2 separate regions of the Mus musculus genome follow, and region 1 is linked to region 2. A link is a loop called in an ENCODE intact Hi-C map of the cell type or tissue named here. Cell type or tissue: heart. All regions are shown on one strand. Each heading gives the region's core, and the rest is flanking DNA. Links, peaks and the distances in the headings are about the cores only. Region 1 has its middle 4.5 kb from the start of Dpy19l3. Region 2 holds the start of Nudt19 (nudix (nucleoside diphosphate linked moiety X)-type motif 19).

Evidence for each region. Peaks named below come from ENCODE experiments on the same cell type or tissue, not always from the same donor. Only the 100,000 strongest peaks of a DNase experiment are listed, where the experiment ranks them.
Region 1: a loop joins it to region 2, with 2.0 times the contacts of the local background. A loop is called at or near these places in 3 of 42 quality-filtered maps.

What each region holds. Positions count from the first base shown.
Region 1 is chr7:35,754,752-35,763,084 of GRCm38, forward strand. No RefSeq gene overlaps it. Among named protein-coding and RNA genes, the nearest start is that of Dpy19l3, 4.5 kb to the left of the region's middle. In heart, for the core only: CTCF peaks have their summits at 1,956 (motif pointing left), 2,543 (motif pointing right) and 5,040 (motif pointing right); no DNase peak of the experiment used is centred there; H3K4me3 peaks cover 252 bases; H3K27ac peaks cover 448 bases.
Region 2 is chr7:35,549,825-35,558,157 of GRCm38, forward strand. It overlaps Nudt19 (nudix (nucleoside diphosphate linked moiety X)-type motif 19), which reads right to left and starts at 6,104. Exons shown (of 3, transcript NM_033080.2): 1 at 5,330-6,104; 2 at 1,630-1,837. The coding sequence starts at 5,980. In heart, for the core only: a CTCF peak has its summit at 4,119 (motif pointing right); DNase peaks (open chromatin) are centred at 5,607 and 6,137; H3K4me3 peaks cover 2,246 bases; H3K27ac peaks cover 2,510 bases.

The DNA.
Region 1 (8,333 bases), core at 110-8,109, 200 kb after region 2:
TAGTGATAAAATCCGCAGACACTTTTGGGTCTCCAAAGACATGCCTCTCAGTCCCCACACCCCCAACCCATCCACACCCATCCTCCCGCCGCCGCCGTAGTACTGCTCTGGCCTTTGTTGTTAATTCTCCTCCTTAACATGCACCTTCAGTATTGAGTCCTAGATGTTCCTCTTATCTTTAAACTGCTTGTCAGCATCTTTTCCCTCTCTTTGAGACAGGGTCTCACTTTCTAGCTCTGGCTGGCCTGAAATTGCGTGTGGACCAATTTGGCCTCACGTCTGCCTCTGCCTCCTGAGTGCTGTGACTAAAGGAAGGTGTGCGCCAGACTGAGTTTTGGTAGTGGATGGCCCACTGAGATCAGTACCTACGAAAAGGCAGCCTGTCATCTAATTCCAACAAAAATTGTTCCATACACCCTGCCTTTCTTAGCTACCTGTCCCTGATAGATCTTTTTCTCTTTTGGTTGTCGACTGTTAATACCAAGAACACACTGCTCAGAATGCTTTATTAGATAGCCCCTCACCCCACACCTACTTAAAGTGATTTGTGGAACATGTAACTGGTGTGAGGCGCATGTCCCTGAGGGGAACAGTATTCAGCTGCTGCTTCATGTCTGTAACACGAGGCAAGAACTGTCATAAGAACGTCGGGTCGTAGTGCTTCTCATAGAAAGTGGGTGCGCACTAAGAGTAAAGTCTGAGATTTAAGGTCTTAGATGGCGCTCCTGTAGTCCTGCTGAGGAAGGAGGCTGCCGCAGGAGGATGACAAGTCCAACTCTTGCCTGGGCCATATGCAGAGACATAGAGTACTGGCTTGTCACAAGCATGCAGCAAGACGATGAGTTGTAGTGAAGCACGATAGAAAGGCAAGGGAAATTATGGAGGAAGGAGAAGGAATTTCCCCCATTCCACTGCAGATCTAGATGAACCCTCGCCAGCTGCAGGCAAGGATCCCAGCACAGAATACTTGCTGTAAAGTTTGCTAACAGAAATGATGAGTTCCTCTCATGGATCTTATGTTAAACAGGGTCTGCTTTAAGGCCCGAGTGTACTTGACCTTTGGGCCTCATTCCTTTCCCCCCCAGATTGGAGTTTCAAGGGCGATGCTTACTAACCTTTATTTACACTAAAAATATCCTACCTTAGGGCTGCAGAGATGGCTCAACAGCTAAGGGCTGCTCCTCCAAAAGACCCAGGTTTGGTTCCAGAATCCATGTGGCAGCTCACAACCATCTGTAACTCCAGTTCCAGGGCATCTGATGCTCTCTTCTGGCCTCTGTGGGCATCAGACAGGCATATGGTGCACATATATACATTCGGGTAAAACACCGATACACATACAATAAAAGTCCTATAAAGAGCCTTCCTGCTCTCCTGTGATGTTGTCAGTGGCAGTGCTGACAGGTGTCCCTCGGGAATCACTCTGATGAATGAAGAAAGCAAGAGGAGGGGCTGGAGAGATGGCTCAGAGATTGAGTACTTGGTGCACCACAGTTAGGCTCCGACACCCATGTGAGTCAGTAGCTTCAGTTCCAGATGCTCCAACACCCTCTTCTGGCTCCCTGGGACCCCTCCGCCCCCCCCCCCCCACACACACACACAGACACAGACACACAAATAAAACTGGATCTTAAAGATGTAATTAGAATCATACTTAAAGTCACAGGACCCAGGTTCAGTTCCTAGCACCTACATGGTGGCTCACAACCATCTGTAACTCCCATTTCAGGAGATCTAATGCCATCTTCTGATCCCCAAGGGCGTCAAGCATGCACGGGGTATACAGACTTGCAGGCAAAACATTCATAAAAAAATATAAATAAGGGGGTGGTTGGAGAGATGTCTCAGCCGCGAAGAGCACTGGCTTCCCCTTCAGAGAACCTCCATTGGATTGCCAGTACCCACATTCTCAGTGAATCCTGTCCTCTGGGATCTGATGCCCTCTTCTGGCCTCAGTGGGCAATGCATCCATACAGTGCAGACGCAAAACATAGACATAAAAGACATTGTTAAACGTTTTTAAATAGAAGTAAGTCTTTTAAAAAGTATTAACTTGGGTGATAGCCATGGAGATGAAGAAAACGCAGCAGATCTGGGATATTTAGGTGCTCCGTGCAGCTGGAGTAGTGTGGGTGTCTGTACGGATTATGTAAGAAGAGGGAGGAAGCTCTGCGGGCTCCTAGGTTTCTGACTTGAGCAGTCAGGACCGTGGGACGCATCAAAAGAGAAAAATAAAAGCAGGCTTGAAGTGTTTAACAACTTATAGGGGAGTTGGGTTTTTTGTTTGTTTGTTTTGTTTTGTTAACATAGGCAGAGCTGGTTCTGCTCAGGAAAGCTGACCTAGAACTGCCTGATCAGCCACCGCAGGGCTGGCAGCTGGCTCTAGGCTAGTTGCTGCTCACAGGGCTCTCCCCACAGGCTGTTGGAGTAGCCTCAAGACATAACCTCTGAAACCTGGGGGTTTCCTAGGCGTCTGTGGTAGAGGGAGGGCAATGTAAAGGTGGGCTGATCACTTCATGGTGGAGACAGCAGGGGGCAGCCTTTCTCCCTTCTCACTTTCACAGGATTTGGGCTGGGGCTGGAAGCCCCAGTTCTGTATGACTGAATTGTGAGGCTAGGACACAGGGCAGTCCAGTGTCAGCCTTGGCTTCTGTTGGATTGCTCACTTAGGGGAGGATTTCAGGGTTATGTCTTGAGGCTACCCCAGCGGCCTGTGGAGCAGCCTCCAGTCAGCCACTTGCCAGTGAGCTACCCTGTTAGTAGATCGGGGAGCTCCTGGACAGCTTCGGCTGATAGCAGGATCCATCCTGGGCAGAACCACCTCTGCTTATCACTCTTATACATCGAAACTCTGAGACAGTAGATGGTTATTGTTGTGAGGGGACAGGTTTGGGAAGGGGGCTTTTATTATATATACAGTGATAGGTAATCAATGCAATACTGATCATCAATATGGACATGGCATGATGTATATTTCCTTTTATATATTCCCATTTAACTGGATATTAGGGTATATATTTATAGATATATAAGTAATTTTTATATAATATATAAAATTTAATGTATGATATATAATATAATATAATTATAGTATGTGATAATATATTATATATAGTTTATATATTATAATATACTACATTGTATTTATAATATATACTATGTATGTCATAATACAGACTATAAATAATATATAATATTGAAATATTTATATGAATGTTTTATCCACGTGTATGTCTGTGCACCTACTGATGCCCAGGAGACCAGGACAGGGTAAAGGACCCTCTGAAACTGGAGTTACAGATGGTTGTGAGTCACCATGTGGGTGCTAGGAATCAAACCCATGTCCTCTGCAGGAGCAGCAAGTGCCCTTAACCACTGAGCTCTTCTCCAGCCCCTGTCTTTTTGTTGCTTATTTTTGAGGCAGGTTCTCACTCTGTAGCCTGGGCTGGACTGAAATTGCCTATGTAGACCAGGTTAGCCTCCAAGAGCTAAGCTGCCTGCTTTTGACTTCTCATGCTTAGACTGATGGCATGTACAATAGTATGCCCAGTTTCTGGTTCTATGCAGTTTTAAGCAAATCTGTAGGAACATTCTTAGACATATACAATTCTTTAGGAAATGTGTCTAGAAATAGAGCTGAAAGAACTCATGTTCTCGTTTGTGATAAAAGTTGGCAAACGACATCGCAAAAGGATGAACAATTCCATTACTTTAATTTTTATTACCAGTTTGTATTACAGCTAGGATTTCTCTGTACCTTTGCCAACAGTGAACATATTTAATTAATCTTTGCCAATCTTAGAGGGAAGATAATATATCATTACCTTAGGTTTTTTTTTTTCAGGGGTGGGGGGATGGCCTGCTGGGGCTAGGACACAAGACTTTGCACATGCTGAGCAAATGCTTTACCATTCGTTATAGCCTCACTCCTTGGCTCTTTGTTTTTGCAGCAGGGCCGTGAACATGGTGTATAGCCCAGGCTAGCCTTAAACTCATCTTGTAGCCCAGGCTGACTGTGAAATCAAGATGATTCTCCCTCGTCCTTCTAAGCACTGGATTAGTGCACTGCACCACCATGCCTGCTGTATGTGTTCGTTAGGTAAAGGCAATGATAGCGGGGGTTTTTATTTGTCTCTACTCTGGTTGTTCTTTTTATACGCTTTGTCCTGCACAGGTATTTAATGTCTTGTGAAGCGACCCTCTGTTCGCTGTGAGTGTATACTTACTATTTGTCATGGCCACCACAGGCAGCTGCTTCTCATTACTGTGTGATCGGTTGGCTGTCTTCTGCTCTGTGCGATCTCCCAGGTTTATAGGATCAAGTCTGTCGTCCCCAGAGCTCACAGTGTTTCTGAGCTCTTTCATTGTGAGATCAGATTTCTTGAGTACTTTATTCTAGTATCTTGAACTGCAGATATTTTATATAGGTTTTTCAAGACAGGGTTTCTCCATGTAGCCCAGGCAAGCCTAGAACTTGCTCTTTAGACCAGGCTGGCCTCAAACTCAAAGATCTGCCTGCCTCTGCTTCCCAGTGCTGACCTTAAAGGCGTGTGCCACCACCACCTAGCTTCAGAATCTTCTTAATATGGAATAAGAAAGACTTAGATAATATTTTTCTAATTGTTCAATTATTTCATGGCCCTTACTTGAATGTTTAAAATTACTTATACTACATAATAAATTCTCATGGACTTACAGCCAGCTTGTGAACCATTATATTTAAATTACTTTTTACAAATTATTACTTTTAAAAATATATAATTTATTTTTATTTTATGTGCATTGATGTTGCCTGCATGTATGTCAGTGTGAGGGTGTCATATCCCCTGGAACTGGAGTTACAGACAAATGTGAGCTGATATGTAGGTCCTGGGAATTGAACCTGGGTCCTCTGGAAGAGCAGCCAGTGCTCTTAATGACCTAGCCATCTCTCCAGATCCTTTGAATTATTTTTATATTTTGAATTATGTTCTCTTTTTAAAAAGAGTTTATTTTGTGTTTGTATTCCAGCCAGAGTGCATGCAGTGCCCAGGGATGCCAGAAGAGGGCGATAGATTTCCCCCTGGAACTGAAGTTAAAGGCAAATTGTGAGCTGCAGTGTGGTTGCTCAAACCAAACTGGGTCCTCTTCAGGAAGATCAGGTGCTCTTAACCACGAAGCCCCTGTTTAAATTATTTTTTCAAAGAACCAAGGTGCATGCCTATAATCCCATATCCTTGGAGGCTAAGGCAGAAGGCTAGGTAGAGGGCTGAAGCCTCGAGAGCTCTGTGATCAGGAGCAAATGCTGCTCTGGTCCCCAGCACCCACAGCGGCTGCTCACAGCTACCTAGAGCTCCAGTGTGAGGGCGGGCACTGGGGACCTTTGGGCACCTGCATTCACATGCCCCTCCTTCACACATATCATTTGAAGAGTATTTTTAGGTGAAAACAAAGATAAAACAAACAAACAACAAGGGCTGGAGACACCATGAAGTGGCAGAGTGCCTGCTTACGCACATAAGGCCAAGGGTGTGGTTCCCTGCACCAGCAACCGATGTACCAGCAAACAGAGCCAGTGCATAAGTCAGCAGGCCTAAAACGACTGTCTCTTTGTAGAATGCTTTTCTCAGGTTTGAGACAGCAATGGACATTATCCTACTTCTAGGCATGAAAAAATAATTCAGCCACTCTGTCTATTGTCTTGAGAAATGTGAAACAATTCATGATCATTGACATTACAGTGGACACATAGATATGTGTGGGAAAAAGGAGACCTTCACAATACAGCATCTGCGACAGAAGCGGATACAGTCTGGCCCAGGGCTGTTGAGACTGTTCAGAAGTTAAGTGTTTCATATCTGAACCTATTTCTAGTTAGGGTGTGGCTCAGCCCTTAACATATGCCTTTAATCCTTCTGGCTGGAATACAGACATGCCATTAGTACACACCATTAATCTTACACAATGAAGGTCAATTTAGTTTGTAGAAGGAAGCATCCATGTTTGAAAGTGATGTCTAATTGAGGGGCAGACAAAGTGACAAACCAGAGAAAGATTTTACAGAATAGGATCTGCCCAACTCTCAGGAGAAGAGAGAGGAAAGGGAAGTTACTTAAGGGAGAGACAGACAGACAGCACAGGAAAAGGGAGTACAGTGCGGGAATACAGGAGAGTCCACGGAGAGCAGTGCAGTGGAGGTGAGAGGGGGGAGGAGGAGGAGGAGGAGGAGGAGGAGGAGGAGGAGGAGGAGGAGGCGGAGGAGGAGGAGGCAGCTTTACTGGGAATTGTACAAAGACAGATTGAAGAGAGAGCAAGCTAGATACAGGTAAAGATAGAATGAGAAGGAGCCAGAAGACAGACGAGAAAAGACTGCTAGAGTTAGAGGCTGAGCAGAGGCAATTCAGAAGCTGAGAGAGAAGCCAGATTGAGTCAGTCAGCTGGGAGAGGAGTTTGAACAGAACAGCTGAGTTGAACCCGCCAGGTAGAGTTCAGAAAAAAGTAGAGAGAGTGAGCTTATTCAGCAGCAAGTCTCAGAGATGGAAACATTCTAGGCCTAGATTAAATTGTACAGAGGCTAGAAGCTTCCAGGACCAAGTTAGCAGACAGGCAGACAGCCATGGGAATGGCCATTACTACAAGAGAATAGAAAACTACTTTTACAGCTCAGAGCATTTGGTCTTGCAGAGGACCTGGGCTCACTGTCCTTTTAGAGCTTCCCCTCCCTGTGCTGGGATTTCAGGTGTGCCACCATACTGGTTCTCAATGTCTTCATAACATAGCAGTGGTCCCCAGTTTTTGGTCAGGATTATTATTTCTCTATCCCCTCTTTCTATAAATATATAAGTATGTTCATATATAAATATGACTAAAGTCAGGACAAATGGAATTCCTAATATTTTCTGCTAGGGTTCTTTCATACATTCCTTGTGTATGGCTCTAAGTCAGGAACCACAGAGGTAGATCTGTTTTTGGCATTCTTCTCAGCCTGGTTCAGCTCACTTAAGTCGTTTGTGATTTTTGTAGTTCTGAGAACGAACTCCAGCCCTTATGCACAGCTGACAAGCACTCAACCACTCAGCCACACCCCCAGCCCCAACGGGGGGGGGTGGGGGGTGGTGGTGGTGGTGGTGGTGGTGGTGGTGGAGAGATTCTAGGCAGGGGCTCTACCACAGAGCCACGCCCCCAGCCCCTCCCTGGGGGATTCTAGGCAGGGGCTCTACCACAGAGCCACGCCCCCAACCTCTCACTGGAGGATTCTGGGCAGGGGCTCTACCACAGAGCCACGCCCCCAACCCCTCACTGGAGGATTCTAGGCAGGGGCTCTACCATAGAGCCACGCCCCAGCCTCCAGGCTAGGTGGAAGGTGGGATTCTAGGCAGCTGCTCTATCACTGAGCAATGCTCTCAGCTCTAATACATATTTATAAAGGAAGCTGTACATGTTTGTGTGCTTTGTTAATGCTCACAGATCATTGCACCGTTGCATGGGAACTAACAATGTCTCCTTTCCAGCCTTTAAGCATCTGCTGATATGCCCCCCTTTCTGTGAGGGTCTGCAAACAAAGCATTTTGAAATATTGTTAATATTTTTCTCTTCCTCTGTAAACTCTGTGCTATCCAGATTTGAAATGGTTTAAAACCAGTGAGTGACAGAGTGGATTGGCATAGGCAGGCATGCCATTAGGTGAGTGCAACCGGTCAGAGTTAAGTTCACAGAGCTTTGAAGCCTCGGTATTTTTTTTTTCCCCTTCACACCTGCTATTCTTCATACCTCGACTTCTCTGTGCTCTTTTTTTTTTTTTTTTAATCTCCATGGTTACCTTCTACATTTCTTTTCATTTTCAGGGCTGGGATCAGTGTTGTGTGTTTCTGAATGAGGGAGGAGAATAATCCAGCTCTCCAGTGACAGCAGAGGATGGTGCTTGATCGCATTCGCTTTCCAAGTGGGATGAGTCCCACTTGTGCCCGCTTCTCATGGAATAATCAGTGGCCTTGGCTGCTCCTTCCAGCTTGCCTCTCTGGACTGCTGTAATGCCACTTCCTGGGCAATGGAGAGCTCCGTCGTGGTATCTGAGACGGAGAAGCAAAGCCCCCCTGGTGACAGATACCTAGGCAATACTGTATGGCCTCAGATTATTTTTTGGGTTCTCTTATAGGAATAAGTAGAACTTTGTGCTGAAATGGATGTGCTTCTAGAACTCTCAATCCAGATATTTTGTCATCCCAATTTCGTGCTGAGCTAGGTTTTCTCTAAGGCTCCTCAAGTATTCTCCTAGCTCCATCTTGAGAACCCTGGATGGAGATGAGACAGTCTGAGGGTGGCTCTCCCCTCCTCTTCCTCCTGGACTCCTCCTT
Region 2 (8,333 bases), core at 263-8,262:
CCAAACTATAACTCACCACCGACAATCTTTATAATTCAAATAAGCTGACAGTCTACAAGTTCTCATAATTTGAAATGAAGATGTAAAAGTGAGAAAATGCATGATTAGAGAATCGTGCCCATGCCTAGGAAATATATATATGCATAAATTCAGGATTTCTAGTTATAATAAACATTATGGGCTGGGCACAGTGGTATACCTGTGATCTCAGCAAATGGGTAATGAAGGCAGGAGGATGCCAGCCTGGGATAAACAGTAAGTTCTATGCCACTTAGTCTGAGATCTATATTAGAAATTTTCTCAAAAATAAATAAAAATAAAGACTATGTTTCCTAAAGTTCACTTGGACAAAACCATACAGCCTATAGTCATCTGAAATAAAGTATCTTAATTGAAGGACTGCCCAGATTATATGGGCCCGTGGAAGTATTGTCCTGATTGTTATTTGATACAGCCCACTGTGGGCAGCACCATTCCTTAGTCAGTGGGTCCCAAACTGAGTAAGAAAGTTAGCTAAGCACAGTTCTTTGTGAGCCAGCTAGCAAGTAGAATTCTCTATGGTTCCTGATGTATGCCTCTGATTGTGAAGTGAGTTTGTTGGTTGGAAGCAATGCTGTGTGTGGTAAAGCTTGAGGCCTGTTTTCAAGTTACTGCCCCAGCTTCTCTCAATAATGAACCATAACCCACAGTCTGACATAAACCTTCTTCCTCCCAAAGTTGTCTATGGTCATGGTATTTGTCACAAGAACAGACTCAAACTTAAAACACGTACATTTTATGATTCTGGCCTTCCCCTCTCCTCCCTCCGTTTTTTGAGACAGGGTTTCACTGTATAAGAGCCCTAATTGTCCCGGAACTCTCAACGTAGACCAGACTAGCCTCCAAATCACAGAGATCCACCTGTCTCTGCCTTCCAAATACTGGGACTAAAAAGCATGCACCACCACAGTGGAGTGACAGTGACCTTTTAATTACTATTCCACCAGGCACAGCAAACCTCGTAACTAAAGGCTAGAGCCTGTGATTGAGCAGTGGAAGGGAAAGGTGGAGCTTTTAGAGAGGGAGAAGAGAGGAAGGAGGAGAGGAGAGGAGACAAGGAGATGGAGGAGACAGGGGAAGATGGAGGAAGAGGAGGTGGAAGGAAGATGGAGCAGAACCATGTGGCTTGGAGAAGTCACAAGTAGCAATGGCTCTCATAGCTGGGGAACAGAGTAGTGCAGTGGTAAATCTGCCCAATCCTTATAAATATTGTAACTGAGTTGTCTGTTCTTTGCACGGGCTTATTGGGGTTGGAGATTTACTGCAACCCTTGACATTAAAGATTATGTCTGAGAACCACACAGCTGAACAACAATAAAAAAACAAACAAACAAAAACTTTAAAATAAAGAAGTTAAGAAAAAGATCCCTCAAAACTTGTCAGGAAGCATAAGCTTTTGTATTGGGCTGCATTCAGTTATCAGGGGGTGCATGGGGGTGGCCTATAAGCAGAGGTTAGCCACACCCACAGGCAGAGGCGACATAAAACAGGCTGTAACTCCTCCCTCTCTGCTGGGCAATGCTGCCAGAAAGCCTGGCTGTACCCAACTCGAATCCTAATGAACAGGAGTGCTATACTTCTCTGACTCACCTGGGAGAAGATGGATGGTGCCATCAGAAGTTAAAAGTATTATTGGCAGCCATTTCTCAGGTACTTCTGATGGGCGATCCGAACAAAATCTATACAGAGCAGAGAGAGAGGCAAAGTTTTCAAGTCTTCTCATTTCATAGAACTGTGGTGGTGCCAGCCAGATTTCTTTTGATAGGAAACATTCAGTTGCCTCTGATGGGGACAACCACTGTAAGAGACAAAGGGAGAAGCTTTGTAAGATGTATTGAGTCACCAGTCAGATCTGTGGTCGTTAGATGGGGATACAAGATCGATTTGATGTGAAAAACATTAACTTATCCAAAGGCCTTGCTAGAGCTCTCCGAGACAGCATAACTTTCAGAGGCCCAGACACTGCCATGTACCAATCGCCCTGCTTAGTCAGGAGGCTGAAGCAGGAAAATTGCTTGAGTCCAGGAGTTGAAGTCCTGCCTGGGTAAGATAATGAGGTCCTGTCTCAGAAAGAAAGAACCGGAGGCTAGAGAACTGCCTCAGTGGTTAAAAGCAGTTGCAGCTCTTCCAGAGGGCCAGAGTTGGGTCCCTAGCATCTACACAGGACAGCTCACAACCATCCATAACTCAAGTTCTAGGGGATCCAATGCTCTCTTCTGGTCAGCTGCATGCGTGTTAAACAAAAATAATCAATAACAACCAAATAATAAGTATAAATAACAACACTTAACAACAATAAAATGCCAATTAAAATATTAATAATTAGTAAATAAAATTCAAAAATCCTTTCAGTCACAAGAGCTAAACCCACACGTTACACAGCAACTCAATAAAATCTAATTTTTTTTTGGTTTTGTTTTGTTTTGTTTTTTCGAGACAGGGCTTCTCTGTGTAGTCCTGGCTGTCCTGGAACTCACTCTGTAGACCAGGCTGGCCTTGAACTCAGAAATCCGCCTGCCTCTACCTCCCAAGTGTTGGGATTAAAGGCCTGCGCCACCACTGCCTGGCAATAAAAATCTATTTTCAGACACCAAAAATGCCTAACTATAAGTAAGTAAATAAATATATAATAGAATGAAGTGAGCCCACCTATCTGCTTAAAGTCAATCCCAGTCCAAGAGCACTGGGGGAGACTAAGTAGCATCCAGGAGTCTTACTGACTAGAGCAGACTGGAGCAGACTGGGGCAGACTGGAGCAGACTGGGGCAGACTGGAGCAGAACTTGGAAGGCTCACTTAGTATCTGGTGAGCATGTGCCGAGAAGTTCTACCCAGAACTGAACTCCACAGCTCTACTGACTACTTACCTGGGCCTGATGACGCCCAGGGAAAGAGCAACTACCTGGGAGGTTGCTGACTAAATTCTTCATGCTCACCTGGATCCAAGACGTTTTCTAGTTTTCCCCAGCAGTATATTCCTGACAGAGGGAAAGCCTTTTTTGAATGTAAGGAGCTTTTCCACTCAAGTGAGCAGGAATAGAACCACAGAATAGAACGTCAGGGAAATGAGCCCCAAGGATGAATGCTACTGTGGACCCACTTGCAAACCATTTTAAACACACCTCAAAAGGGTAAAGTCCATCTCTAATAACTTAACTGCCTTCCGGGGAGAGTGCAACACTAGTTAAGAGAATAGAACAAAACCCTGCATCCAGCGACCTAAAAACAATGCTAACATGCACTCAAAAACTTCAGAGCATGCTGACGTCAAGCGCAGGGAAATGCAGTCCATAACTAAAATGCATGCACATGCATAAAATAAAATCGTTTGTTAAAAAGACAAATTTAGGGCTGGAGAGGTGGCTCAGTGGTAAAGAGCACTGACTGCTCTTTCTAAGGTCCTGAGTTCAAACCCCAGAAACCACATGGTGGCTCACAACCATCTGTAGTGGGATCCGATGGCCTCTTCTGGTGTGTCTGAAGACAGCTACAGCAAGAGTACTCATATACATAAAATAAATAAATAAATCTTTTAAAAAATGATGAAGTTAAAAACAGGGTCAAAGAGAAGCTCAAGGACAATTTTTACTACAGTTTAAGAGCACAAAGCTATAGATCTCAGCAGGTGCTAGCAGAAGGGAGATGGGGTGGATAGAGAGAGAGAGAGCTATGCTTTAAGTGGTCACCTGGTGGACGGGGTTAGCAGAGTAGCTTTAGAGAATGTCTGGGCAAGCACACCCAGGCTTTGGACAGTACTTCAAGGAAAGGATGAAAAAGGCATTTGTGAGTGACTCAAGAGAAGCAGGCAGGTCTGCATCCTCCATCACAGAAGCTCTGTAAGTATCTGTACCAAGAGGCCCCTGAGAGGAAGTCTAGGTTATGGCAAACTGACAAACTCCTGTTCTCAGCAGTTCCATTGGTCCAAAGATGTAAAGGAACTATCAACATAATAAAATAAAAAGGAAAAAAATTCAAAAAAAAATTAAATTAAAAAAAAAAGGAAAAAATTCGCTTTATAGTTAGTTACTTTTTATTCATGTATTTTTGCCTGCTTAGAAATCTGTACACCAGATGAGGGCCAGAAGGGGGCGTCAGATCCTCTAGTACTGAGGTTACAGGCAGCTATAATGCTTCCAGAAATACTATTTACAGTTGATATTTCATTTAAAAAAAAAAAAAGCAAACTTAAACAATTGAGCTGGGTGTGGCAGCACACGCCTTTAATCATAGCATTTAGGAGACGGAGGCAGTCAGAACTCTGAGTTCAAGGTCAGCATGGTCTACAGAGTCAGTTCCAGGACAGCCAGGGCTACAGAGAGAAACCCTGTCTCAAAAAAACACAATCAAATATTAAAAAGCAAAAAAACAGCCATTGAGTTTACTCAATTGGAATACTGAGAGGAAAAGGTTGAAATGAGTGAACGAGGCATCCAGGTCCAGTGGGAGGCCAAGCTGTCCAACATATGTGTAACTGCAGGTACAAGAAACAGGGAGTGGCGCGAGAGACTGGCTCAACTGAGATCTGGAGAGGAAGCATCCCGCAGAAGGCCTGAGTTCAGTGCCCAGCACCCATTCAAGGTAGCTCACAACCTTCCTCAACTCCTGCTCCAGGTGATTAGACACTTCTGGCATCAATGGGCACCTGCACTCACGTGCATATACTCTCACACCAGAACACAACTTAAAATAAGTCATTTTGTTTATTTTACAAAAAGGAAAATAACGGGCAGTTGAAAACATTTTTTTGCATAAATAAAAGATGAACTTGAAGCGGTGGCACACTCAAGACCTCGGGTCCTAGGCCTGAAGCCTAACTAACTGTGCCTGGTGCATTGCAAGTGACACGAAAAAGAAAGGGAGGGAGGGATGGAGGGAGACAGACAGACCAACTCGCGCGCGCGCACACACACACACACACACACACACACACACCTACCACGCGTGCGCATGCAGAGAGAGAAAGGGGTTAGAAAAAGGAGAAAGATGGAAAGGGAAAGGAGAGAGAAAGCGAAAGACGAAGGAAACGGGAACAGAGAAACAGGAAGAGATGAAGAAGGAAGAAGAAAGTTAATGACTGAAATCCTATAATGTGTTCTAGAAACCCGAATGAAAACGATTTAGGGCATGAAGTGAATTGGGAAGTGTCCAGAACAGGCAGTTGGGAGCATTGCCGCGCCCCCGCTTAGGGTGAGAGTTGAGTCCTTGAGAGCCTAAAGCAAGGTCACGCACGTGCGCCTTTGGTCTGGGGTAAGGCTCAGCGCATCCCGGGGGGCGGGTCCCGCGACCCCTACCTGGTAGCCCACCACCTCGGCCACGTCGGGCTCCACGCGCGGAATGTCGCGCAGGCAGCACAGGAAGAAGGTGGTGTCGAAACGGCGGATGGTTCGCCCATACGGGGTGAGCCATCCGCCCCAGTCGTGCAGCGCCCAGATGTCAGGCGTGCAGTCTAGGTGCGCACACAGCTGGAGGAAGCAGCGCGGGTCACTGCGCACGCGCGAGCGCCATTCGGCCAGGCCGGCCGGAGGCGACAGCGCCTGACTGGGCTCCTGAGAAGCTGGAGCCGCGTCCCGCGGCCGCAGGAGCAGCACCCCCGCCTCCTCGAAGGCTTCGCGGATGGCACAGATGCGCAGCGCTACGTCATCGGGCAGCGCCGCGGGGTCCGCGTCGCCGTGGGACAGCCCGGGGAAGGGGGGTTGCCGAGGGGGCTCCGGGCCTAGGCCGAAGCGCGGCGGCGTGTGCCGAGGCGCGAACAGACGCACCCAGTCGGGTGAGCTGTCGGCCGCGTCCAGCACGCCGCCCGGGAAGACGTGCGCGCCGGGCAAGAAGCGCTGGTTTTGTGCTCGCTGGAGAAGCAGCAGCCGGAAGCCGGCCGGGCTCGAGTGGGTCCAGCCTGCTGCCAACATCACGGTGGCTGCCCGCCGCCAGCTGCTCGAGCTGCTCATGGCCGGCGTCCTTCAGATCCCCCTTAGGAAGTGGCCGGGTCGTAGAGTGGTGTCCAGAAGCCCTATAAATGTTGAGGGCCTGAAAAATCCGGCCTGGCGGCTTCCGGAGGTTTACTTGTGGGAGGAGCGTGATTCCCGCGCCAGAGCACCTCCTCGAATGCCCTGCGCTTCAGTCAGGGTCATTCTCGCCCTGTCACAGCCCTGTCACAGCTGCTGCAGTCACCAGCCAGCCTCTGGGAGCACGGGTGCCAGTGTGGAGTGGAAAATAATTTCTAGTTGTGAACCTTTCCCACTAAACGCAAACGACTAGGACTTTGTCCCCTACGCTGGCCTGTTGCCTGTATAGGAGGTTCCAAGGTGTCTGGAGCTCTCTTGAACCATGCTAATAAACGAATGGGTGGATCAGATGCCAAGTTAGACTAACTACTCTGTAGTTTGAATGTCTTTGGCTAGTCCCTGTCCCTTGGGGTAGTCTGTCTTAAGTTGTAGATGTTGTTATTGCCTGAGCACCTGAGGATCAGGGAAAATTATCTTAGTGTGATTAGTTCTCTTTCTACGTGGGAGATGTTTAATCCTAGACTAGCAATGCTTCCCCCTCCTCTCCAACCTTTTTTCCTTTTTTCTTTTTCTTTTTGTTTTTGTTTCTTGTTTTGTTTTGTTTTGTTTTTAGACAGGGTTTCTCTGTGTAGCCCTGGCCGCCCTGGAACTCACTCTGTAGACCAGGCTGGCCTCGAATTCAGAAATCTGCCTCCCAAGTGCAGGGATCAAAGACATGCGCCACCACTGCCTGGCTTCCTCTCCAACTTTTAAGTGGCTGGAGGACTTGCACTTCTATTTTGTTTTTTGGAAACAGCTTGTTTCTGTCTCCCTTTTTGCAGCTCTCTCTCAGTCACCAACTCTTGTAAATCCCATCCTAACTGATCACATATTTTTAGGGTTTCGGATGAGTTAGGCTGTATTCTTGGGGCTATAGAGATGTTTTTTGTTAGTTTTGAGAAAGTATTATTATGTAGTCTTGCTTTTTTGGGAACTTGCTATGTAGACGACCAGGCTAGCCTTGAACTCACAGAGATCTATCTGCTTGTCTCTGCCTCCCCAAGTCTAGGACTAATAAAGGTGTGTGCCAGCCTCATCATTTTGCAGTTGACTTTGGTTATTTTTAATGTTAACCTGTCTAAAGATGGAGCTGTCTGTGTACTTACTGCATCTCCAGAAACAGAAAATGGGGCCACAGGTTGAGAAGTATCTGCCCTTAGTAAGATAACCTGCCGCCGCCGTCTATCTGTGAGCCAACAGACTACCCTTGTCTAAACTGATGCTCTTGGCACTGACACGGGAAATTTGAGCTGAAATTTATTCTAAATCTATTATAGAGCCCAGGTGTCATTATGGGAACTTTTTTTTTTACACTTATTACTTACTTATGCAAGTGCCATTGAATGCATGTGGCGCCCAGAAGACAATGTATGTCCTGGGTCATCAGGTTTAGCTGCAAGTGCCATTACCTGCCTCCTGCCCCTTCCCCCAGCCATCTCACCAGCCCCCTACATTAAAAAAAAAAAATCCTCTTTCCTCCAAGTGGTAACAGGATGATTCCCGTGTCTTTAAAGGACATACTGACAACTGTACAGTGACTCAGATGTGTGGGCCTGGCCTGGAGGCTATAGAATGTACTAGGCAAGAAACAAAAGCTTCAATGAAAAGAATGGTAATAGAATAGGAAAAGGGGACTGGTTTAAAGTGCATTTGGGAAATAGACAACACAATGTGGTACTTGACTGACTATGCAGAGCAATGGATAGGAAGGAGTTAAGTTCTGACTTAAGAGGCTGGTGACCTTCCCAGAGTGATAATATTATGTGTGAGACACTGCAAGCTTTGTCAGTATACTTGTGTAATACTTGCCAACGCCAATAAGGTTAAAAAGTTACTACTACAGATGCCTAACCTGTTACACAAGAGATTAAACTTTTTCAGGAAGGGCACATTCACTAAAATGGCTCTGTGGTTTTGTGACCCTTAGTGTTTGGTTTGATAGCAGCAGTCTTGTTCCCAGATTCTGGCCACTCTAGAACAAATCAACCAAGGCCTGGAGTACAAAGCGAAGCAGCAGACGTGGTGCTCATGCATTTATTTTTGTAGTGCTAGAGGGTCATAACCACACCTTTGGCTGTGCTAGGCAAATATCGCACCTCTATACGGCATTACTGTGGTAATGCCTGTGGTTTTCTGAGACAGTGCCTGACGGTGTAGGCCAAGACGGCCTCATGCATCTGATTGTTCAAAATCAGCCTATGGAGTCCTAATGTGCATCTGCACAGTCAGAAAGAAGCTGGGTTTTTCATTTATTTGT